2 separate regions of the Homo sapiens genome follow, and region 1 is linked to region 2. The links are chromatin contacts, found by Hi-C or POLR2A ChIA-PET in ENCODE. All regions are on one chromosome and are shown on one strand. Each heading gives the region's core, a stretch centred on a gene start or an enhancer-like site at or near the end of the contact. The rest is flanking DNA. Distances are from core to core; before and after follow the strand shown.

Region 1 (6,447 bases), core at 255-2,754, 36 kb before region 2:
CATCTCATAGGAACAGATCTCCACCCCAGAATCGGAAGTTCTATTTTTTTTTAAAGCAGTTTTCAAATTGTTTTTGTTTCTGTCAAATGGTTGCCAGAATAGTCTTTGATCAAGGTTTCCACTGCTCATCAGTAAACAGAGAGTTGTGGGAAGGAGTCCCGCCAGAGATTGGCAAACGCCCTCATCACCGACTCAGAGGCAAATGGCTGATCTCTGACCACAGGTGATGCTCACTCACACCAGGCTCTGGGCTGGAGTCGAGGCATAAGCACTGCCTTGACTCCCGCCCGGCCTACCATGTCCAATGGTGGGAGGGGAGATGACGGGGATGTCCCCGCTTCCCCATTCCCCATCTCTTTGGCGGTTCCTATCTGAATCTAGAAGTGCAAAGCCACCCCTAGCAAGCTACTTCTCCTAGTCGCTTTCCTCCTTGTAAACTGGGGGTGCCAACATCCCCCCCTTACTTCAGGGGCCTTTCAAGAATGTACAGAGTGGCTGGGCGCGGTGACTCATGCCTGTAATCCCAGCACTTTGGGAGGCTGAGGTAGGCGAATCACCTGACAGGGTCAGGAGTTCTAGCCCAGCTTGGCCAACATGGCGAAACCCCGTCTCTACTAAAAATACAAAAATTAGCCGGGCGTGGTGGTGGGAGCCTGGCACGAGAATCGCTTGAACCTGGGAGGCAGAGGTTGCAGTGATCACGCCACTGCACTCCAGCCTGGGCGACAGAGAGACTCTGTCTCAAAGAAACACCACCAAAGAATGTACGGAGTGGGAGTCAGGAGCTTTGGAAAGCGTATTGGCCAGTTGTTGCATAGGTGCGTTACGTGAGCGAGCCAAGAAGGGCTCCCTACAGCATGTGTGCGCGCGTCCATTCATTTGTTCGTTCATTCGTTCATTCATTCAGTAATTCATTCATGCATTCGACATTTATTCAGCACCTGGGTGAGACACACACTGAGATTCAATAAACTGCTGATCAAAGTTGTGTCTAGACGTCCAAGGGTTAAGCCGCCGGCGCGGGCCCCTCTGCGTCCCCCTCCGCCCCCGCCGGGCGTGGGGAAGGCGGGAAGGCGGCGCGGCGGGTGCCAAAGTCGGAACCTGCTCGTCGGCAGCTCCCGGCGCTGCCTTGACTCGCAGCCAGGCCTGGCGCGGCCGCCGGCTGTGGAATGTGTGAGCGCCATGTGTCACCGCCCCAGACTGTGGGAAAACGCTGCTCCGCTCACCTCCCAGCAGCTGCCCCGCGCCCGCCCGGGCGGGAGCCGGGAAACAGGAGCCGCCTGCCGCGGAGGCCGCCCGGGGGCACTTCCGAGCGCGCGCCGCCTGCCCGGCCGCCCCCGCGCCCGCCGCGTCTCCCCGCCCACACCCCGCTGCCACCCGGCCCCGGGCGCCACCCGCGGAGCAGGCGGCGGGAGGGACAGCCCGGCACGGCCCCTTTCCTGCCCTTCACACCCCTTCTGCTTCTCAGGGGACGCTGGTCCACAGACCGAGGCCCCGTTGCGCGCGGCCGCCTTCGGAGCGCCGCCCTCCTCCCGAAACCGGCCGGGGCGAGTGGCTGCAAGAAGCTGCGGTTTGGCCCGCGGGAGAGGGGGGCTTCCCCGCTGGGGTTGTCTGACGCGAACGCCTTCCTGGCCCCAGCCAGGCGCCCTGAGGTCAGGCCCAGTGGTGAGAGAGCTCTGAACGGGAGGCCCCACGCTGCCTGCTCCCCCAAATCAGAAACAGCCTCCCCCACCGGGGCGAGGCAAGGGATCTGCACCACCCCACGCGCTCCCGCCTGCACGGTAGCCTAGAGCCTGGTGTGAGCGGGAATCACATGTGCTCACACATCACCCAGGCAAGGTCTTTGAAGCCCAGCCATGCGGGCAGACGTATTCAAGGTCACCCTGCTGGGTGGCGGCAGAGCTCCTGTTGGAATCCACGCTCAGAGGACCTTCTGCCGAGCCCCAGCCCCAAAGGCATGGCGCCCTTTCTCTGCAGCATGGTGCCCCTCGTCGAGTTCCTGCCCCATAGAGAAGTTGGGAATGGGGCAGACGGGGGTGGGGGGAAATCATGGGTCCTGGGACCCCGACAGCTTTGCCTAAACTCAGCCTCATGCTGCGAGACGTCCCAGTCCGTCACCTCAGCCTGATTTTCTGGGGGTGCCCCACCTGACAGGCCTGGTAGTGAAGCCCCCATTGTATCCAGCCCTCTACGAGCACCTGGCATTTGTGTGCCTTGTTCCGGCTTGCCACCTCCTCTGTGGAAGTCTTCCCAGATTTGCCCAATCATTGCTTCCCGGTTCTCCGGCGGCCTTTGACAAACGCCTGTTTATGACGTTTGTGGCCCCCTGTAACTCATGGCCTACCTGTCCTCTCCTCCCTTCCGGAGTTTCCTGAGGGCAGAGACTGTGTTGCCCTCCTTTTTGATTTCCACACAAATGATTATTTGAGAACTCTGCTTATGGCAGCTGCTCTGTTTGTTGGCTGAATGTTATGCAATTTACCACTGGCTAGGAATCTCACCAGATGTGTGACCTTGGGCAAGTTGCTTAATCTAAGCTTCGGTTTTCTCATCTGTAAAATGGAGATCAACTGATACTGCGTCTAAAGTGACTTGTATAGTGGCTGGCACAAAGCAGATGCTGTGTGTGTGTATGAATGATTGCTAAAATACCATAGACTGGTGGCTTAAACAATAGTCATTTATTTTCTCCTGGCTCTGGAGGCTGGGAGATCCAAGATCAAGATGATGGCGAATTAGGTTGTTAGTGAGGGTGCTCTTCCTGGCTTGCAGAAGGCTGTCTGCTCACTGTGTCGTCATGTGACCACAGAGAGAGAGCAAGTCTGTTCTTATGAAGACACCAATCCTATCAGATTAGGGCCCCACCCTTATGATCTCAGTTAACCTTAATTACTTCTATAAAGGCCAGGTCTCCAAATACAGTCACACGGGGAGCTAGGGCTTCAACCTATGGCTTTTGGGGGATACAGTTCAGTCCATAGCAGTGGGGAAAGGATGTGACTCAGTCTAGAGAGACTCAAGGAGGGAATGCTTAGATAGGAGCATGGAGGGCGTGCCTGGTGAAGGGAACAGTATGGCACAGCTTCAGAGGCAAGGGTGAGCCAGCAGCAAGGGGCTGGCTATGGCCGGTACAAAAAGCATGTGCTCGTGGGAAATAGGTAAGAGAAGCTTGGGGGTATGGCCAGAGTATGGAGGACTCTGAATGCTGGGTGTGTTCGAAGGGTTTTGAATGCTGAGTTTTTACTTGATGTGCCTGGAAGTAGTTGCTGAAGGCGGTTTGGGAGTGGAGGAATACATCCTTTAAAAAAAATTTTAAATTTATTTTAATTTTTAATTTTTGGGGGTACATAGTAGGTGGTACATATTTATGGGGTACATAAGGTATTTTGATACAGGCATGCAATGCATAATGACCACATCAGGGTGAATGGAGTATCCGTCACATCAAGCATTTAGCCTTTGTGTTACAAACAATCCAATTATACTCTTTCAGTTATTTTTAAGTGTATGATTCAATTATTTTTACGAGGCTGGGCTTGGTGGCTCAGCCGTGTAATCCCAGCACTTTAGGAGGCCGAGGTGGGCGAATCACCTGAGGTCGGGAGTTCGAGACCAGCTTGACCAACATGGAGAAACCCTGTCTCTACTAAAAATACAGAATTAACCGGGCGTGTTGGCGCATGCCTGTAATCCTAGCCACTCCAGAGGCTGAGGCAGGAGAATTTCTTGAACCCGGGAGGCAGAGGCTGCAGTGAGCCGAGATCAGCCTGGGCAACAAGAGCAAACCTCCGTCTCAAAAAAAAAATAATTATATATATATATATATATATATATATATATATATATATATATTTACTATAGTCACCCTGTTATGCTCACATATACTAGGTATTATTCATTCTTCCTATTTTTCGTACCCATGAACCATCCCCACTCTCCTATCAACCCCCTCATTACCCTTCCCAGCCTCTAATAACCATCCTTCTATTTTCTATCTCCATGAGTTCAATTATTTTAAATTTTAGCTCCCACAAATAAGTGAGAATGTGAAGTTTGTCTTTCTGTGCCTGGCTTATTTCACTTAACATAATGTCCTCCAGTTCCATTCATGTTGTTGGAAATGACGGGATCTCATTCTTTTTCATGGCTGAATAGTATTCGGTTGCATATATGTCCCATATTTTGTTTATCCATTTAGCCATGATGGACTCTTAGGTTGCCTCCAAAGCTTGGCTATTGTAACTAGTGCTGCAGTAAACATGGGTGTGCAGATGTCTCTTTGATAGACTCATTTCCTTTCTTTTGGGTATATACCTAAGAGTGAGATTGCTGAATCATATAATAGCTCTATTTTTAGCTCTTTGAGGAACCTCCAAACTGTTCTCCATAGTGGTTGTACGAATTTACATTCCTACAAACAGTGTACGAAGGTTCCCTGTTCTCCACATCCTCTCCAACATTTGTTATTGCCTGACTTTTGGATAAAAGCCAATTTAACTGGGGTGAGATGATATCTCATTGCAGTCTTGATTTGCTCCTTTGCTGTGCAGAAGCTTTTTAACTTGATGTGATTCCATTTGTCCAGTTTTGCTATGGTTGCCTTGCTTGTGAGGTATTAACTCAAGAAATCTTTGCCCAGTCCAGTGTCCTGGAGAGCTTCCCCAATGTTTCCTTTTGGTAGTTTCACAGTTCGAGGCCTTAGATTTAAGTCTTTATTCCATTTTGATTTGATATTTGTATGTGGTAAGAGACAAGGATCTAGTTTAATTCTTTTGCATATGGATATCCAGTTTTCCCAGCACCATTTATTGAAGAGAATGTCCTTTCCCTAATGTATGTTCTTAGCACCTTTGTCAAAAATGAGTTCACTGTGTATGTATGGATTTGTTTCTGGGTTCTCTGTTCTGTTCCACTGGTCTATGTGTGTCTGTTTTTAGGCCAGTACCATGCTGTTTTGGTTAATATAGCTCTGTAGTATAATTTAAAGTCAGGTAATGTTACTCCTCCAATTTAGTTCTTTTTGCTTAGGATAGCTTTGGCTATTCTGGGTCTTTTGTGGTTCCATATAAATTTTAGAATTGTTCTTTCTATTTCTGTGAAGAATGTCATTGGTATGCTGATAGGGATTGACTTAAATCTGTAGATTGCTTTGGATAGTATGGACATTTTAACAATATGGATTCTTCCCATCAGTGAACACAGAATATCTTTCCATTTTTTGTGTGTCTTCTTCAATTTCTTGCATCAATGTTTTATGGTTTTCATTATAGAGATCTTTAACTACTTTAGTTAATTCTTAGGTATTTTATTTTATTTGTAGCTATTGTAAATGGAATTAGTTTCTTGATTTTTTTTCAGATTATTCCCTGTTGGCATATAGAAATGTTACTGATTTTTGTATGTTGATTTTGTATCCTGCAACTTTACTGAATTTGTTGATCAGTTCTAAAAGTTTGTTGATGGAGTCTTCAGTTTTTCCAAATATAAGATCATATCATCTGCAAACAAGGATGGTTTGACACCATCCCTTCCAATTTGGAAACTCTATATCTCTTCCTCCTGTCTGATTGATCTAGCTAACACTTCCAGGACTATGTTGAATAACAGTAGTGAAAGTGGGCATCCTTGTCATGTTCCCAATCTTAGAGGGAAGGGTCTCAGTTTCTCCCCATTCAGTGTGACACTAGCTATGGGTCTGTTGTGTAGCGTTTTTATTATATTGAAGTATGTTCCTTCTACACCCAGTTTTTTTTTGAGGGTTTTTATCATGAAGAGATGATGAATTTTATCAAATGATTTTTCAGCACCAATTGAAATGATTGTATGGGTTTTGTCCTTCATTCTGGTGATACATGATGTATCACATTAATGGATTTGTGTATGTTGAACCATCCTTGCATCCCAGGGATAAATCCCACTTGGTCATCATGAATGATATTTTTAATTTGTTGTTGAATTTGCTTTTCTAGTATTTTGTTAAGGATTTTTATACCATTATTCATCAGAAATATTGGTCTGCAGTTTTCTTTTTTCAATGTGTTTTTGTCTGGCTTTTGGTATCAGGGTTGTACTGGCCTCATAGACTGAGTCTGGAAGTATTCCCCCTCCTCTATTTTTTGGAATAGTTGGAGCAGGAATGATATTAGTTCTTCTTTAAATGTTTGGTAGAATTCAGCTGTGAATCCATCAGATCCTGGGCTTTTCTTTTCTGGGAGACTTTTTATACAGCTTTGATCTCATTGTTTATTGTTGGTCTGTTCAGGTTTTGGATTTCTTCATGGTTCAGTCTTGGTGGGTTGTATGTGTCTAGGAATTTACCCATTTCTTCTAGATTTTCCAATTTATTGGCATATAGTTGCTCATAGTAGCCACTAATGATCATTTCAATTTCTGAGGTATCAGTTGTAAGTAAATCCTTTACAATGACATAGTAATAGTAAGGCTTTG
Region 2 (7,163 bases), core at 334-2,833:
TTTCCCAGAAATAAAATGGACAACTGGCCTCCTAGTCTGATGGGGTGTCCCAGACAAGGCAAGACCCTGGAAAGTGGGGCACGGTTTAGCAATGAGTCTTAGCCCAGATTATTAGCCTATTGGCCAGAGCAGGTTCACCCCAGGACCCCTCACTTCAGGCTCTTTCCCAGGCCCAGGACCTCAAGTTGCATTTGCCATGTCATGTTCTTTTTCTTAAAGACAGCCCTCCCAACTGTGCAAACTTCAGGCCCCCTTCAATCCTGATATGCCCCTGGAGTGAATGCCCCCATTCCCTGCCCTCATCAGCTTCCTCATGCTGTTGGTTTCCCAGCCCTTTTCTCTCTTTGCCTTTTGTATCTGCCCCTGGGACTCTGAGTCGGGGAGGAGGACCAGGAGAGGTAGCCCCGGTGCACTCTGTCCTCTCCTGGCTTGCCCACACTCCTGGGATGCCTGAAGAACAGCTGTGAGGAGCTGCCTGGTGTTGCCAAATCTCATGCAGATCACCTCCTGTCACCCACATCCCTGTTCCTCCCACAGGGTCTCTCTGGTCCTTAAATCCTCCCTCTTGGTTTTGGCTCTGAATAAGGCCCCATCTCTCCCCATACACTCTCTACCCCCTCTGTCTCTGTTTGGTCCAGCCTCCTTGAATGAAATTCGTTGGACTTTGGGCTTTCAAGTCTCCTCCTTCCAGGAAGTGGCCTCAGCTTCCATAAACTCTGACTATAGGCAACAGCTCCTGCCAGCCTGCAAGGCAGGCCTGTGGCTCAGAAGGCCAGGCCTGTCCCTTGATCAGGTCACTTGTGTGGGAGGAGGGCAGTGGGGTGGGGTAGGGCGGTGTTAGACACATTCAAACCATTTCCTTAAGGAGGAAATGTAATTTTCATAAATCTGCTATTTGAGGGCTACCTATGTACACCCTTCGGGGTGCAATTCTCAACCCTGGCTGCACTTGTGGAGGTTTATAATATACAGATGCCTTGGTCCTATCCCAGAAATGCTGTTTTAATTGGTGTGGGGTGCAGCCCAGGTAGCAGGCATTTTTGAAGCTCGCCAGGCGATTCTAACGTGCAGCCAAGATTGGGAACTACTGCTTCAGGGAGCACATCCTGTAACTGAAGGCAGATGGAGGGCTTGGAGCAAAGCGGGTTCCAGTGTGAGTGCATGGCAATGCTTGATTCCTTTGCCTCCCTGACTGGACCTGAAGAGACAGAGCTCTGCTGGACTCCAGTGCCTGTCCACTAGAGGGGACGCAGCCCCAAAGCACCTCACGATGGGTCACCACCCTGGCTCAGCTCTCCCCCGCCTGCCACCCAACACCCCTGGGAGGTGAGTTTTAGGGCAGAAACAGCAACTGTTAGGGAGCAGGGCCGTCTTCATTCTGGCACACTCTAGGCCCAAGTCAGAGGTCTTCTTGCCAGGCACCTGAGAACAGGGTTCGGGTTCATGTTCCAGCCAAGCCCCTGGCACTGCTCCCACACCTGCCCCTCCTCTTGCCCGTTCGGCTCAGTGAATTGCACCCCCTTGGCTGTTCTGCTTCCAGAAGTCACTCCCCCTGGACTCTGCCCTACTTCCCTCCAAATCCAGTCAGTCACCATGTCCTGTGCACGCGTCCACTGAACTTGCTGTAAACCCGCCTTCCTCCCCAGTCCCACTGCCCGGGCCCTCTTCGGGCCTCCTTTCTTCTTCTGTAATGCAGTGGCCGCGCCTGCATGCGCTTCTGGGCTGCTCTGCTCTGTGATTTTCTCTCTATGCCAGATCAGTGTTCCTGTCCTACTGAAGTTCCTCCCTACTCTCTCTCTCTCTCTGTGTGTGTATATGTTTCTCCAAGTGATTCAAATCTGAAACTTCCTGGGATTTCCCTTTGCCTAGCACAGTGGTTCTTAAAGTGTCTTGGGAAGGCCGGAAGTATCACGATTACTTGGGAACTTGTTAGAAATGCAAATTCCCAGGTCCCACGCAGACCCACTGAATATGGGACTCTGAGGGTGGGCCCGGCAGCCTGCGTTCAAGCCCTCTAGGTGAGTCTGATGTGTGCGAGAGTTTGGAAGTCACTGGGCTGGACAGTTCATGCCACACTCCCATGTGAATTGAAAGCTTCCCACACGCTGGTCCCAATTTGCCTGTTCTGTCCAATTCCTAACTGTCCCATCTCCCATATCCCTTCCTGGGGGACGCTGCTCACACGGTTCCCTCTCCTGAAAAGCTGTTTGCCACTTCCAAGTATTGAAAGCTTCAAGATCCAGCTCAAGCATCATTTGTTTTGATGGATCCCAAGATTCCTCCTACAAGAACAATTTTCCTTCCTCCAGCCTCCACAGTATTATTTTTTTTTTTTTGCCTCTCCCTCTCTCAGTCTTTCTGTCTCTCTGAAGGGGTTTAGCCTTTAATAAGCAGGGCTTCATTCAACTGTGACTACACATGAGAGTCACTCAAGGAACTTTGAATACTTATACCCAGGCTACACTCCGGAGCAATGAGACCAGAATTTCAGGAAGCCTGGCATTGTATATTTCAGTAGTTCCCTTACATAGGTTTAATGTGCCTCTGAGTTTAAGACCCTCTCTTCTAAAGCGACCAGAGGGAAAATCATGATGGGAAGAGATAGGAATGTAAAGTTAGGAGACACAGGTTCTGCTCAGGGCTCTGTCCCAAATGACCATCTAATTTGGGGCAAATCACTTCTCCCCTCTTTCCCAAACTGCAAAATGGGGCATTGTTTTAGATCAGTGGCTCTCAAAGCCAGCCAATGCCTGGATGTCAATCCTACGGATTCCCATGTAATCTGTCTGGGGAGCAGCCTGGATTCTAACTTGCAGCCAGGGGTGAGAACTACTCTCTCAGATCTCATCTAAGGGCCATGCAATTGTGTACAACGGTTTACTTTGGAGAGCAAGGGTGTCTGTCTCTTCAAATACTTGGACTTCTTTGCCCCAGCATCTATTAATCTTTCCTCTTCCCAAATAAAACCTCAGACCTGGTGTCAGTGATGCTGGGGCATGTGAAGTTTCTTATCTGATAGCATAAGAGCCAGGGATATTGTGAGCCTACCACAGGCAGCCTGGTTGGGTGTGTTTGGCCAAGGTGGCAGGAGGCGGATTAAGGATCAGATGAAAATGCTCACCAGAGGCCTGGCAGGGGGTCACTGGGAGGGCTACTTCTGAGCTCCAAACACCAGCACGGGTGGGGGGATGGGTTTTCCTTCGAGGCTGGGTCAGGCAGGGTCTTATGTAAAGGGCAGATGTAAAAGAGACCTTGTAAAGTAGAAGAAGACGGAGTGCATCCAGGCAAGTTAAGTTCTGAAACTAGGTAAGTCAGTCTGCAGCCCGGGGTTGGCAGGATGACCCAGCAGCGGCGAGGGGCCAGGGACAGGGGCGGAGGAAACAGCTGCTTATTTAAGGGGTGGGGGTGGGGAAGGGAAGTAGAATGCTTACAGAAGCATCCTCTCTGATGAAGGTGTTACTGATCCCTGGAGACACCCAACAGCCATCTACAATAGGCTTCTCTGTTTATCTGCACATGACACCATCCCGTTTCAGAGCCCAGAGCAGAGACCTTCCACCTCAGATCCAGGAGAGTGGAAAAGACGCTCCCCCAAACCATCACCTTCCCTCAAACCCCCAACACCCTCAGCCTCCAGCGCACGATGAACTCTTTTCTTCCTCTGTGCTATGCCCTGCTGCCGCCTGCCCCATAAGGATTTCTTCCCCTAAAGATGGGCTGGTTTCTAAGGCCAACTGCCCCTGGAGGAGGGAGGGGGCTGTGTTTTGCAGTGAGAGGTAGTGTTGGCTTAGAGAGGCCCGAGTTGTTTTGCAGATGGGAAAACAGTCCTGGGGGTGCGGTGTCTGGCCCAGGCCAGCCCAGGGCGCCAGGACAGAGGTCAAGCCGTCTGTCTGGAGCTTGGAGCACTAGACCATGCTTCCTGATGACTTTACAGTCTAAGCCATTGAGGAAGAAAAAGCACATGGAAAAGGAGCTTTGTTTTGACTTCTCGACACTGGCAGGGACCGGTTCTCCCTGCTGGGAAGATGAGAATGTCACAGGGCCATGGGTGTGATGTGTTTCACCCCACACTCCCACCCTGTGAGGTGTCTGGTGAAGCCTGGGAGAAGGTAGTTTTCCAAGAGTAAGTCTCCTGGGTTTGCTCCAGGCAAATAAAGTTTTTGAACTTGAATGTTGGTCAAATAAAGCTTTGTGGTCCCAAGGAAGGAGAGCAGTTTCAAAAGCCACCCACCTGGAAGGCTCGTCACGGCTTTGGAGGCATCAGATCCCCTTTGCAAGGCCATTTTTTTGGTTGCCTTTGAGGTCAATGAATCAGAGCAGTCTGAATTCCATTTGCCCTGGCACAGGCTAGGCGGGGGCAAAAGGTCATGTGAGGAAGAACAGGCACAAACGAGGCGGGACCTGGCGCTGCACCTGAGGTTGGGTTTGTTGTGGCCCCAGCACACCTTGCAAATGGAAAAAGGTAGAGGGGTGTCTTCAGACCCCCAAATTGTAAAGTAGTCAGAGAATCACAACATTGGAAGGGACCTTAGACTAATTTAGTATCTATTCCACTCAGATGACCCAACCTGCTGGCTTTACAGACAAGGAGACCGAGGCCCTGGGATGTGTGGTGATGGGTTCACCGTCCTCCAGGGAGTGGAGACAGGCCTAGGATGAGCTCGACGATGCTTAGCCCCAGGCACTTTCTTTGGGTCCCTGGCTGCTTCCAGTCTTGCAACAGGACTCTGTGCCCTTTGGCTTGCTCTTAATATCCCTGACCTCTGGAGAGCCAGCCCCAGCTCTATGATTTTTGGCAAATCTGTTAACCACGATGTCCCTCCATCCAACCCAGCTGGGAAGCCAGGCAGGACGCACGGCTCCTGGGAAGCCAGCTAATGGCACCCTCTGGCCCTTCTCTGCCAAAAGCCCCACAGCGGGGAAAGAACCGGCTGGGGAGAGTTTGAGACGGCTTGGCAACCCCCTGATAGAGGCTTGGCTGGTGCACACCCCACTCCCCCTACCCAAGAAAGCCCCCAAATAGGAGGACTCTAAAGAAGAAACATCCTAAATGATGAGCCTTCACAAGGAGATTTTCACTGGTTCCTTCCCACACCAATTCATAGGATTGGTTTTCAGGAAAAAAAAAAAAAAAGTAGGAAAAGGATTGTTATGAGGCCAGACCTGGTGATTGCCCCAGGAGAGAATGAACCAAGAAACAATTGCCAATGGCATCAAGTAAGGCTGCCCATAGAAACTTACCGAAGAATCCATAGTTTAACATGTTATTACTTTCTTTATTTCCTCCAGAGAATTTTACAGTGGCACACCCCTAGGGACTATTCTTTCCCTTAATAAAAGAGGGAAAATGTAGATTTGGAGTAGGGAAGCTGTTGTCTTGGGACAAGCAGCCAGGAGGTGTGGGTGGGGTCAAGAGAAACTCTGGCCGGGTACAGTGGCTCACACCTGTAATCCCAGCACTTTGAGAGGCCAAGGCAGGTGGATCACTTGAGGTCAGGAGTTCGAGACCAGCCTGGCCAACATGGCGAAACCCTGTCTCTACTAAAAATACAAAATTAGCTGGGCATGGTGGCAGGTGCCTGTAATCCCGGCTACTCGGGAGGCTGAGGCAGGAGAATCGTTTGAACCAGGGAGGCAGAGGTTGCAGTGAGCCAAGATTGTGCCACTGCATTCCAGCTTGGGTGACAAAGTGAGACTCTGTCTCAAAAAAAAAAAGAGAAACTCCAGGTCCATCCCTCATGTCTGGGGCTCAGCTGTGCCACGTAGGCTGTTTGCACAGGTGAAGATCAAGGCTGCATGTCTGTGTTGCCCAAGCAGCCTCTGATGGCAGTCTGCCAGGTGAAAGCATTGGCCAGACCCTTGGCTTGATACTGGGCTAGTAATGAACCTCTGTGGTTGATGGAGCATATTACCTTTTGATCTCCAGTGGGGAGGTGAGCAGAAGCCACCAGTCCTGAGATGTGGTACAATTCCAAGTCTCTTCAAGAGTCACCTGAAGTGAAGTGCACAAGAAGGAGAGAGCTCTGCCACCCGAGGCTCCCTTTAACATCCTGGAGACACCTCTTTTCAATGGTGGAGCTCAGGCAGCTGGTGGGCAGGCTCAGGCAGAGCACCTGGGACTTATCAGGTGCACTGGGATGAAACTCATGCCCAAGAGAGGCTTGGAAGCTGACTGGACAGAAAAGGTTCAGAAAGAGTGTGGTGAATATGTAGAGGTGATGGGTCACTCTGGCAGGTTGTCAGCCTGAGACAGGTCCCAGCTGTGGAGGGGAAGGGCTGCAGGTACAAGAAGGTGTAGGCAGCTAGGGCTTCCTCTGCCCCACCCAGCAAGTGACCAATGTTATCAGGGTCACAGAGCTCAGAGGTTAAGAATACAGGCTTTGCAGTCAGACAGGAGGTACTGACTCAACCTCTTTCTGGCAGTGTGAACATGGACAAGGTTATTTAACTCCTTTGAGCCTTAGTTTCCTCATTAACTGGGTGGAGATTAAAGTACCTAACTCACAGGTCATGGTGAGAATTCAATACAACAACATATATCACATGTTAATCATAGTGCCTGGCATTCAACATAATATTGTTATTATTACTTTTTTTTCTTTCAGGGATTATTTTCAGACCTCATGAAGCTGCTGGCTTATAGAACAGGAGTCTTTCTGTTGGCAGCCAGGAGAGATACAAGAGGGGGAGGACAGATTCTGCAGCTCCATTTCGTGAGCCATCACCTGTCTTTGTCCCTTTTTTTTTCAGTAGGGTATGTGGGAGCAATAAGGCAAGGAAACCTCAAGGGTGGCCCTTGGTTACACAAAGTCTTATAAATGCTTCCAAAGCACAGAGGCTTCCTCCTTCTCAGGATGCGGGCTGGAGATGAAGTCCCCCATTCCCTGCTCTTGCTCAGGCCATTTTTACCAAGGTTCCCTCTCACACAGGTCCCTCACAGCTGGCCTCATGGTGTGGGAAGGGGCCCAGACAGCTAAAGTCAGATCTGGCCAGGCAAAGCCTTGAGGTCCCAGAAGGCCCTGCCCAGAGCCAGGTGTCCTCACAGTGAGGCCTTGGGCTTACAGACCTGAGTACTTCCCATGGGAGATACCTGGTCCCAGAGGTAACTCTTGATAAGGGCTTATGGATTCTCCCTCTGGCTTTGAGCTGTGTTGCACCCGTAG

Evidence for each region. Hi-C counts contacts between places; a loop is a spot of excess contacts on that map. ChIA-PET counts read pairs that join two places held with the same protein, here RNA polymerase II (POLR2A). Pooled maps may share reads with other maps.
Region 1: a loop to region 2 is called in a map with no recorded cell type, with 3 times the contacts of the local background. The contact joins the promoter of LINC02028 here to the enhancer-like site in region 2. A Hi-C loop is called at or near these places in 4 of 168 maps with a recorded cell type or tissue (GM12878, IMR-90, PC-9 and 1 more), 11 of 37 single-sample maps with no recorded cell type and 7 of 50 pooled maps. POLR2A ChIA-PET finds 5 or more read pairs at or near these places in 5 of 52 experiments (AG04449, H1, K562 and 2 more).

Annotation. Positions count from the first base shown.
Region 1 is chr3:194,066,027-194,072,473 of GRCh38, reverse strand. It overlaps LINC02028 (long intergenic non-protein coding RNA 2028), which reads left to right and starts at 1,504. Exons shown (of 3, transcript NR_136179.1): 1 at 1,504-1,652. It overlaps LOC102724877, which reads right to left and starts at 2,385. Exons shown (of 6, transcript XR_002959666.2): 1 at 2,199-2,385. RefSeq lists a silencer at 1,307-1,486.
Region 2 is chr3:194,029,196-194,036,358 of GRCh38, reverse strand. The region is part of intron 1 of LINC02028 (long intergenic non-protein coding RNA 2028); the gene reads left to right. Among named protein-coding and RNA genes, the nearest start is that of LINC02026, 29 kb to the right of the region's middle. RefSeq lists an enhancer at 3,604-4,181. Within about 2 kb of position 1,583, at least 4 of the 41 ENCODE cell types and tissues checked have a DNase peak (open chromatin) inside an H3K27ac peak, as active enhancers do.